Linked DNA regions of Homo sapiens: regions 1 and 2 are each linked to region 3. A link is a contact called in ENCODE Hi-C or POLR2A ChIA-PET data. All regions are on one chromosome and are shown on one strand. The core of a region is the stretch at or near the end of the contact, and the rest is flanking DNA. Distances in the headings are between cores, read along the strand shown. Region 1 holds the start of ELOF1 (elongation factor 1). Region 2 holds the start of YJU2B (YJU2 splicing factor homolog B). Region 3 holds the start of TNPO2 (transportin 2).

The links. Hi-C counts contacts between places; a loop is a spot of excess contacts on that map. ChIA-PET counts read pairs that join two places held with the same protein, here RNA polymerase II (POLR2A). Pooled maps may share reads with other maps.
Region 1: a loop to region 3 is called in a pooled map, with 4 times the contacts of the local background. The contact joins the promoter of ELOF1 here to the promoter of TNPO2 in region 3. A Hi-C loop is called at or near these places in 4 of 50 pooled maps. POLR2A ChIA-PET finds 5 or more read pairs at or near these places in 2 of 52 experiments (GM10248 and activated CD4-positive, alpha-beta T cell).
Region 2: a loop to region 3 is called in a pooled map, with 4 times the contacts of the local background. The contact joins the promoter of YJU2B here to the promoter of TNPO2 in region 3. A Hi-C loop is called at or near these places in 1 of 168 maps with a recorded cell type or tissue (B cell) and 5 of 50 pooled maps. POLR2A ChIA-PET finds 5 or more read pairs at or near these places in 1 of 52 experiments (WTC11).

What each region holds. Positions count from the first base shown.
Region 1 is chr19:11,557,506-11,561,253 of GRCh38, forward strand. It overlaps ELOF1 (elongation factor 1), which reads right to left and starts at 1,725. Exons shown (of 4, transcript NM_032377.4): 1 at 1,686-1,725. RefSeq lists an enhancer at 3,049-3,343.
Region 2 is chr19:13,745,824-13,749,315 of GRCh38, forward strand. It overlaps YJU2B (YJU2 splicing factor homolog B), which reads left to right and starts at 2,072. Exons shown (of 10, transcript NM_030818.4): 1 at 2,072-2,131. RefSeq lists a silencer at 2,053-2,362.
Region 3 is chr19:12,722,582-12,725,975 of GRCh38, forward strand. It overlaps TNPO2 (transportin 2), which reads right to left and starts at 1,351. Exons shown (of 26, transcript NM_001382241.1): 1 at 1,188-1,351; 2 at 668-784. RefSeq lists enhancers at 1-502, 301-450, 503-1,121, 1,122-1,738.

The sequences.
Region 1 (3,748 bases), core at 475-2,974, 1.2 Mb before region 3:
GAATCGCTTGAACCTGGGAGTCGGAGGTTTCAGTGAGCTGAGATTGTGCCACCGCACTCCAGCCTGGGCAACAGAGCAAAACTTCATCTAAAAAAAAAAAAAAAAAAGGCTGAGTGCAGTGGTTCACGCCTGTAATCCCAGCACTTTGGGAGGCCGAGGTGGGCAGATCACGAGGTCAGGAGTTCGAGACCAGCCTGACCAACATGGTGAAACCCCATCTCTACTAAAAATACAAAAATTAGCCAGGCATGGTGGTGCACGCCTGTAATCCCAGCTACTCGGGAGGCTGAGGCAGGAGAATCACTTGAACCTGGGAGGCGGAGGTTGCAGTGAGCCGAGGCACTCCAGCCTGGGCAACAGAGCAAAAAGCCCATGAGTTTAATTGTTGGATCCTCTCCTTTCTGGCTATACTCACCACATGAAGATTTCACCCAGTCTTAGGGCTTCATGCCTACTCTACACTGAGGCCACCTGCTTCTCCAGCCTTGAGTCTGAACTGCAGACTCTGATCTATCTGCCTCAGCCACACCTCCACCTGATGTCTAACTTCCACCTAAGATTAAACATATCATGTCCAAAACCAAGCCCCTGACATTGCAACCTGCTCTTCCAGTCTTCCTCATCTCAGCTAACAGCAATTCCATCTTTCCGGATAATCAAATCAGAAACCTTGGATTCATCCTCAATGTCTTTTTCCCTCACACATTCCTTATGCGATCCTCCCCCTGCCCCTCTACCTCTGAAATATAAATTAGCCGCGGCACCACGCCCAGCTAATTTTTGTATTTTTTGTAGAGACAGGGACCCACCATGTTGCCCAGCCTGGTCTGGAACTCCTGGGCTCAAGAGATACTCCCGCCTCGGCCTCCCAAAGTGCTGGCGTTACAAGCATGAGCCACCGTGCCCAGCAATAACCATTACTGAATAAATCACTCAATCAGTTTGCTTGTAACTCTATCACTTTGGGACGTCACGCCCGTAATCTCATCACTTTGGGAGGCCCAGGTGGGAAGATCGCTTGAAGCCAGGAGTTCCAGACCAGCCTGGGAAACAGAGTGAGACCCTTCATCTCTACAAAATTACAAAAATTAGCCTTGAGTCTGTAGTCCCAGCTACTCGGCAAGCTGAAGTGGGAAGCTTGCGCCCAGGAGGTCGAGGCTGCAATGAGCTATGATCGCGCCACTGCACTCCAGCCTCGGCGACACAGCAAGACTCACTCTCAAAAAAAAAAAAAAAAGTCCAAACAAAATCTACGGATGAGCCCCAGAAGCTCATTTTGCCCAGGGACTACAGTCTCCCCATCCCATGAATGGGGTCTGGCTTGCACAAGGAATGCAGAGGCCTCAGCCTGTCCTGTGACAACGTTAAGTCCAAGAGCGCCAAAAGGGGATGGCAGAGGAGTCATCCCCCGAATCTGCTGGTACCCAAGAGGTGGGGGGTTGGCTGTTCCTCCAGACTCACTAAAGCTTCGGCATCGCCTCCCGACGGCCGCCGGGAGGAGCCAGGCGTCCCGGTAGTCGCGCTTGGAAGGATGGGGTCGGGGGGAGTCAGTCTCCCCGACCGGCTTTCCCCCAAGCTCGAGGTCCCAGGAGCCTCCTCCAGGACCCCGTAAACGCACGGAGTAGAGGAACTTCCAGTCCTGCCCACCCCCAACGCCCACTCGCACGAGCCGCACCAGCACTCACCTTCTCCAGCTGCGAAAGCTCCGTTCACCCGGGAGATAGTGACTTCCGACTCCTGCCGGAAGCGGAAACCCCTCTCCTACTTTCAGGTCCCGGCCACCCCCATCCCGGACAGCCCAGCAAATAGGCCCTGCCTCCTTCGCCGCTCCTCTGAGCGCACGCGTACTCAAATAGCAGCGCTCCGACGGAGACGCAGTGCGCCTGCGCAAGAGCCGGTGCGTATTTGCCTGTACCTACGCGCGATGCCAGTACTTCTGGTCAGTTTCCAGGAGCGGCAAGTGAGGAATATGAAATAACCTTATGGCTGAATCAGGGTGAAGGGGAAGCTTGTAAGCATGGAAGACGCTCTACTCAAACTAAAAAGTTCAAGTTCTGATCCAGCAGATGAAGAGGGAGGCCTGAGAGGCTGCTGTTCTAACTCGCTCCCAGGTGACTTCCATGCTGCTGATCCGCAGACCACATTTTGAGTGCCCAGATTGTAGTAGATGAGGTTGAGTGGACAGGCTGGGGCCAGATTCCATGGAGCCTCGTGGGCCGTGTTAAGGATTTTTATTTTTTATTTTTGTTTTATTTTATTTTATTTTTTTGAGACGGAGTCTCACTTTGTCGCCCAGGCTGGAGTGCAGTGGCTCGATTTCGGCCCACTGCAACCTCCGCCTCCCAGGTTCAAGTGATTCTCCTACCTCAGCCTCCCGAGTAGCTGGGATTACAGGCGCCGGTCACCGCGCCCGGCTAATTTTTGTAGTTTTTTTTTTTTTTTTTTTTTTGAGTAGGGATGGGGTCTCACCATCTTGGCCAGGCTGGTCTTGAACTCCTGACCTCGTGATCCACCCGCCTCGGCCTCCCAAAGTGCTGGGATTACAGGCGCGATCCACCCGCCTCGGTCTCCCAAAGTGCTGGGATTACAGGCGTGAGCCACCGCGCCCGGCCAAGGACTTTTATTGGTTTTTATTTTTGGTTTTGTTTTTTTCTGAGACAGGGTTTCGCTCCGTCGCCCAGGCTGGAGTGCAGTGACGCCATATGGGCTCACTGCAACCTTAGCCTCCCGGGTTCAAGCGATCCTCCTGCCTCAGCCTCTTAAGTAGCTGTGATTACAGGTGCGCACTACCATGCCTGGCTAATTTTTGTATTTTTAGTAGAGATGGGGTTTCACCATGTTGGTCAGGCTGGTCTCGAACTCCTGACCTCAAGTGATCCATCCACCTCGGCCTCTCAAATTGTTGGGATTACAGGCATGAGCCACCACACCTGGCCTGAAAAAGATATTTCAAGATGGAGAGAGAGAGGGGTTAGCTGTGTCACGTGTCCCTGAGTTGAAGAAGATGAGGAAAGAGAATTGACAGTTGAGTTTGGCAAGGGTCTGGTCCCTGCGGACCTTGATAAGAGCTGTTGCATTAGAGTGTTCAGGAAGATAATTTGTAATGAAATGTATTTCGAATACAGATGCTCTTTGATTTACGATGGGGTTACATCCCGATAAACCTATCATAATCAAGTCAGGGGCTGTCTGTAGAGGGATCTCTAGGATATCCCCTAGGGGGCAGTGTTACCCTGGTAACCGTCAAGTGTAACCAGTAGAACTGCCCTCTTGTGAGACCCTTTTTCAGTGCTGGAGCAAACTAGAATACACACAGGATGGAATCATACTATACAGTTACCGTGCAACTTGCTATTTCCACTTAACCATCTATACACGTATACCTAACTTTTGTTTTTAGTAGCTACATGATTCATAGTGCAACTCTGCCATAGTATAATCAACGGTTATCCTACTGATGGACAATTCCTGGACTTTCCTGAGTTTTGCCACTGTGATGATGCAGTAAATGTCCCTGAATCAGTATCCTTAAGACTGGATCTTTAGTGAAGCATAGTTTTCAAAAAATGACATTTGTGAGTACAGTGTCTCACCCCAGTAACCCCAGCACTTTGGGAGGCCGAGGTGGGAGGACTGCTTGAGCCCAGGAGTTTGAGGCTAGCATGGGCAACATAGTGAAATCCTGTCTCTAAAAATAAAATAAAATAAAATAAAAAACAATAAATGATGGCCGGGTATGGTGGCTCAC
Region 2 (3,492 bases), core at 822-3,321, 1.0 Mb after region 3:
TGTCTGCTTCATCACTGAGAAAAGAGTGTGTTCTTTCCTCTCTGAATCCCCAGGACCAGACATATAGCAGGTGTCCAATGAACAGCTCAGCTGTTGAATGAACAAATAGATTCTGTTAGGCCCTACAAGGCATAAAAGTAAATTCAGTCTGGGCACAGTGGCTCATGCCTGTAATCCCAGCACTTTGGGAGGCCAAGGCGGGCAGATCATCTGAGGTCAGGAGTTTGAGACCAGCCTGGCCAACATGGTGAAACCCCATCTCTACTAAAAATACAAATATTAGCCAGGCATGGTGGCGGGCACCTGTAGTCCCAGCTACCTGGGAGGCTGAAGCAGGAGACTCACTTGAACCTGGGAGGCAGAGGGTGTAGTGAGCTGAGACCACACCACTGCACTCCAGCCTGAGTGACAGTGAGACTCCGACTCAAAAAAAAAAAAGTAAATTCAAAAGCCATTCACCTGTGCAGAAGGCAGGGCCAGGCTAATCTGAAGGCTCTAAGAGAAGTATCCACCCACTTCTTCTGTAAAAGGCCAGATGGTAAATATTTTAGATTCTTTGGGCTCTCTCTTCCTCTGTGGCAACCACTGAATTCAACCCTGTTGCAGACATAGACAATAGATAAATGAATGGGCCCGGCTGTTTGTAGGTAGGTGAAAAATGGCTTCCCTTCACCTTTATAGGTTCTTTGGCTGGGCTACGAATTAAATTGACATGTAAACAGACAGGGCAAAAGCCATATTTAATTATGTACCTATGCAGGGGAGTCCCACAAAATACAAGACTCCAAAAAGGATCAGAGAGGCTGGGCCCAGTGGCTCATGCCTGTAATCCAGGCACTTTGGAAGGCCAAGGCAGGCAGATCACCTGAGGTTGGGACTTCCAGACCAGTCTGGCCAACATGGTGAAACCCCATCTCTACTAAAAATACAAAAAATAGCCGGGCGTGGTGGAAGGTGCCTGTAATCCCAGCTACTCGGGAGGCTGAGGCAAGAGAATCACTTGAACCTGGGAGGTGGAGAGCGCAGTGAGCTGAGATCACGCCATTGAACTCCAGCCTGGACCACAGAGCAAGACTCCCTCTCAAAAAAAAAAAAGTATCAAAGAAAAGAATAGGGGTTTGGGGCTTCTGGGAGGATGGTGGTAACACAAGTTATGGGAGGGTAAGGGGAGAAATTGTATGATGGAGAAAGTCTGTCTTGTTAAGCAAATAAAAAAGTCTTGCAGGTAATAAAAGTTGTCTCAGAGCAGCCCTCAGAAGGATACATGATTGGGAATGGTTTCACTCTTCCCTAGTTAATAAGATCGTAGGAAAGCATTCCTCTTTCTGTCTTTAGGCAGATAAGAGAAATTCAGAGAAAACCTCTCCTTCCCTGCATTTGCTGTTCCCCCAAGTGCCCTTATTTTGAAGCAATCAGCAGACAAAAGCGCATATCCCTGTGTTCCAATGAAATTTTATTTACGTACGCTGAAATTTGAATGTTTTATTTTCATAAGTCGTAAAATAGTTTTTCCCCCACCTAACTATTTAAAAATGCAAAAACAGAGCAGTGGTTCACGCCTGTAATCCCAGCACTTTGGGAGGCAGGAGGATTGCTTGGGCCCTGGAGTTCGAGACTAGCCGGGGCAACATAGTAAGACCTTGCCTGTGCAAATAATTTTTCTTGAGACGGAGTCTTGCTGTTGTTGCCCAGGCTGGAGTGCAGTGGCGCGATCTCGGCTCTTTGCAACCTCTGCCTCCCGGGTTCAAGCAATTCTTTTGCCTCAGCCTCCCAAGTAGCTGGGACTACAGGGGCCCGCCACCACACCCTCGCTGACCGGCTGCAGCGCGCAGGACAGCACGCCTGGGAGGGCGGTGCCAGGAGGCGGGCCTCGGATTGGGCCTCACGTAGTGGGCTGGACAGAGGATGGAGCCTCTTGGCGTAAGCGCGGTTGGGCGGGGCATTCCTGGATTGGCCCACTCCGGCGTCGCAGAACGCTTGGCGTATCGTCCTTCAGCCAATCAGCGTGGAGCTGCTGCCTCGCCCCGCCTCACGCCGGCGTCCTGGGGGCGCGGAGAGGGCGCCCAGGTTCACCGCGCTCTCAGCGCGCACTTCCGGGCACGGTCAGGGCGTGACGTCGGGAGGAGGGCAGGTAAGTGCCGGCGGGCGGAGGAGCGGGGAGGGCCGGGGGTCCGGCAGCCGCCTCACCCTGGCCTCGGAGCTGCCCGGCGCGCCCTTCCGCGTCGGGGGACGCGGAGCTGAGGACCCGATTTAGATGCCCGGAGCCGGCCCAGGTCCCAGCCAGGACCAAAGTCCCTGAGGCCCCAGCTGAGACCTCTGACCCAAGTGCCCGGGACCCGGTCCCATCCTAGCCCGGATCCATATTATGCCTGAAGGGTCCTGGGTTTTTGCATCGGGAAAATGGGACCAATAAGTCCCTATCTCACCAGATTTTATAAAAATGATTCTTGTAAAACCGTGAGCAGCAGAAATGACTAAACTGCCAAACGTTTAACTCGGCGTCAGGCGCTGCCCTGAATGCCTTAACCAGCCATTTTTACACATAAGGAAAATGAGGCTTAGAGAGAGAAAACAATTTGCCCCAAGTCAAGCAGATAGGAAGCAGCAGGGTGGAGCTCCGAGCCCAAGCCGTAAGCCCAGGACAAACAGGGTCGGTAATTACTTTTGCACCAAGGACCGGAGATATCTACACGCCCACCCGATAGCCCCGTCTGCCATTTACTGGGGTAACAAAACCATCTTAAGACACACACACACCCTCGAGCTCCTGTAAACGGAGTATTTGCTCTTTGCAGGCTCTTCCCGTGGGTTAGTTGATTCACAGCATCCCCAGAAAGTCAGTCTTGTCGTCGTCATTCGCCCTTTACCGGTGACGAAATACAAGCCCAGGGAAGCGCAGTCACTGACCAAGGTCACCCAGCTGATGAGGAGTGGAGCTGGGATTCAAGCCCAGGGAGCCGTGTCCCCTAACGCCTCAAGGGGCACTTAGCTATTTTGTTGGCAAAAGTATTTTTAGGTTGGAAGGGACCTTGGAATAATCCAATCTAAAGGACACACTTTATAGTTGGAGGATACAAGACTAAGGTGAGGGTAGAACAGTTTATATCCGGGACTTTGCACCACTGCCTCACCACCTCACTACACCACTCCCACTCCATCAGAAGCTCTTCCATCAGCTTCTTTCTTTCTTTTTGTTGGAGACAGAATCTCACTCTTGTCACCTTGGATGGAGTGCAGTGGCGTGATCTCGGTTCACTGCAACCTCCGCCTCCCAGATTCAAGCGATTCTCCTGCCTCAGCCTCTCCAGTAGCTGGGATTACAGGCGTACGCCACCAGGCCTGGCCAATTTTTGTATTTTTAGTAGAGACAGGGTTTCACCATGTTGGCCAGGCCGGTCTTGAACTCCTGACCTCAAGTGATCCACCTGCCTCAGCCTCCCAAAGTGCTGGGATTACAGGCGTGAGCCACCGAGTCCGGCCCCCAAGAATGGT
Region 3 (3,394 bases), core at 101-2,600:
AAAAGAAAGAAAGAAAAAAAAAAAAGAAAAACGCGGCCGTAGGTGAGCCGCCGCGGCTCCCGTACTCCGTTCAAACTGGTCCCGCCGAGCCAATCGGAAGGTTCAACCTTCACACGTGCCCTGGCACTTGGGAAACCCGGGCTGAGACAAGGTCCGGTCACGTGACCAAAGAGTTGCCGTTTCTTTGGCCTCTCTAGCCAGCCGGTCCTCCCAGTGTCTCGTTTTCCCAGCATCTTTCACTGACCTGACCGCAAGCTCTTTAGCTGGAGCCAGGAGTTTGGTAGCGCGTGGGGACTTTGTGTGTGATGGATCCAGGAACCCCTCGGCCAGAGCCAGCACCCTCCTTGTCACCTTCCTCCACTAAAAATTGAAATGTGCCTCCCTTCCCCCATCCAGAGGTACTTGGGAGGAGTACGCTGTGTGTGCGCAAGGAAAGAGCTGAGCGTGCTCTTTATACCCCAGAGACAAAGGAAAGAAAGCAGGACAAAGTAAGTGCCTGAGACAAGCCGGGTTCCTACAGAAGCCTCTGCCACTTTTTGCATTATTTTCCAGTACTGTTTGATAGTTTTTACAAGGAGATGAAAAAGCCACAAGGATATAAATTTTTGAATAAAACGAAATGAACTAATAAAATAAACTTTGAACCACGCCTAATCCCTTTCCCTACCTGAAGTTGAATGAGGTGGAACAGCGCAGGAAATTCTGGCAAGGGCAGGGTCATGAAGAAAGAAATCTTCTTGATCCTTGCGACGTCTGAAGACAGTAGGGCACCGTTTTTCCTTCTCTTGAGAGAGGAGCAGATGGTAAAAAGCTGGAGACCCTGTAGCGTCTTGGTTTCCCCTCCCTGCCCTGCCGATAACAAAGTGGGAGACCTCCTGCCACTTGAAGCCTCAGTTTCCCCACTTGTCAAATGGGTATAAGAGCAGTTCGCGCGATTAGAGATCATCCAAGTTAAGCATGACCTGGCCAGCTCTGAATTGTTCCTTAAAAACGTGGCTTTACCCTCCAAGGCTCAAGGCTGTTCTTTTACTGTATTCAGCCCCTCCCTAAGCCGATATTTAATGAATTCACCAGCTCTAATCCCAAAGAACAACCCACCCTGCCCTGAGGAACTTTTTGACCCTCGAGAGAGGCAGAGGTCAATTTTTGCCCCTGCCTGAAGGAGGGGAACAGCTATCTCAACCCACTTGCCGTAGGCAAAGTCAGTCCCGGCTCCGTTCATTCATGAAAATCAAGTCCCGGGCCTCCAAGGTTAGGGAAGTGTCGGCAGGCGCCTAACTCCACTCGGAGAATCGCGGAAGACACCCTAAAGGAGCAGTTGGGATTCCGAGGTAGCCAGTTCCGCTGGACTGAAACCTGGGCTGAGAAACACGTGCAGAAAGCCGCCACCAAGGCATGCGTAAAGGCCTCCCTCTCCCCCACCCTCCGATAAGCCCTGGAACTACAAATCCCGTCCTGCCATGCGCCAGGGTCGCCGCGCTTTGGGGTTTTGGCTGAGACTCAAATTGGCAGGAGGGTCTCTAGACCAACCGAGGTGCATGGGGAGCAGAAGAGTGAGACTGGGGAGCTGGGGCTGGATTTGGGGGTTCCTGGAGCGAGTGTGAACGATAAGAGCTTTCTGGTCAAATTTGGGGGCTGCCCCAGATAAAGATCAGATGGGGAGCGAGTTTGGGATGCAGGAGACAATTTGTTAAGGTTCACCCCCTTCATATAATATGGCAAATTTTCAGCGGCCCTCCGCAAGCCTTGGGGCAGAACAAAGTAGCCCCTGCTGCATGTGTGGTCCACATTGTTGGCCCTTGTGTGGTCACGGAATTTTTTCTTCCTCTCCAGCTGGTGAATTTGAGTGTTGAATCAGGACAAGGTTTTGGGTTTTTGTTGTTTTGTTGTTTTTGTTTTTCTATTTCTTTGTTTTGTTTTGTTTTGTTTTTGAGACGGAGTCTCGCTCTGTTACAAGGCTGAAGTGCAGTGGCGCGATCTCAGCTCATTGTAACCTCCGCCTCCCGGGTTCAAGCGATTCTCCTGCCTCAGCCTCCCGAGTAGCTGGGATTACAGGCATGCGCCACCACGCCCGGCTAATTTTTTTTAATAGAGATGGGGTTTCACAATGTTGACCAGGATGGTCTTGATTTCTTGACCTCATGATCTGCCTGCCTTGGCCTCCCAAAGTGTTGGGATTACAGGCGTGAGCCACCGCGCCTGGCTTTTTTTGTTTTTTTGTTTTTTGAGATGGTGTCTTGCTCTCATTGTCCCGGCTGAAGTGCAATGGCTCAATCTCGGCTCACTGCAACCTCCGCCCCCGGATTCAAGCGATTCTCCTGCCTCAGCCTTCCGAGTAGCTGGAATTACAGGCGCCTGCCACCACGCCAGGCTAATTTTTTGCATTTTTAATAGAGATGGGGTTTTGCCATGTTGGCCAGGCTGGTCTTGAACTCCTGACCTCAGGTGATCCACCTGCCTCGACCTCCCAAAGTGCTGGGATTACTGTGCCCGGCCCAGTTTTCCTATTTCTTTCTTTCTTTCTTTTTTTTTTTTTTTTTTTTTTTTTTTTTTTTTTTTTGAGACACTGTCTTGCCCTGTCGCCCAGGCTGGAGTGCAATGGTGGGATCTCAGCTCATTGCAACCTCCGCCTCCGGGATTCAAGCTATTCTGCCTCAGCCTCCCGAGTACCTGGGACTACAGGCACCCGCCACCACACCCAGCTAATTTTTGTATTTTTAGTAGAAACAGGGTTTCACCATATTGGCGAGGCTGATCTTGAACTCCTGACCTTGTGATCTGCCCGCCTTGGCCTCCCAAAAAGTGCTGGGATTACAGGTGTGAGCCACCGTGCCTGGCCTTTTTTCCTTTTTTTTTTTTTTTTTTATTTTGAGGTGGAGTTTTGCTCTTGTTGCCCAGGCTGGAGTGCAATGGTGCAATTTCGGCTCACCACAACCTCTGCCTCCCGGGTTCAAGTGATTCTCCTGCCTCAGCCTCGCGAGTAGCTGGGATTACAGGCATGTGCTACCACGCCCTGCTAATTTTGTATTTTTAGTAGAGACCGGGTTTCTCCATGTTGGTCAGGCTGGTCTCGAATTCCCGACCTCAGGTGATCCACCTGCCTTGGCCTCCCCAAGTGCTGGTATTACAGGCATGAGCCACCATGCCTGGCCTTTTTTCCTATTTCTTAAGCACCTACTGCATGTCAAGTGGTTTCCAAATGTTATCTCATTAATACCGGATGTGGTGGCTCATGCCTGTAATCTCAGCACTTTGGGAGGCCGAGGGCAGATCACGAGGTCAGGAGATTGAGACCATCTTCTGGCTAACACAGTGAAACCCTGTCTCTACTAAAAATACAAAAAAATTAGCCAGGAGTGGTGGCCTGCGCTTATAATCCCAGCTACTCAGGAGG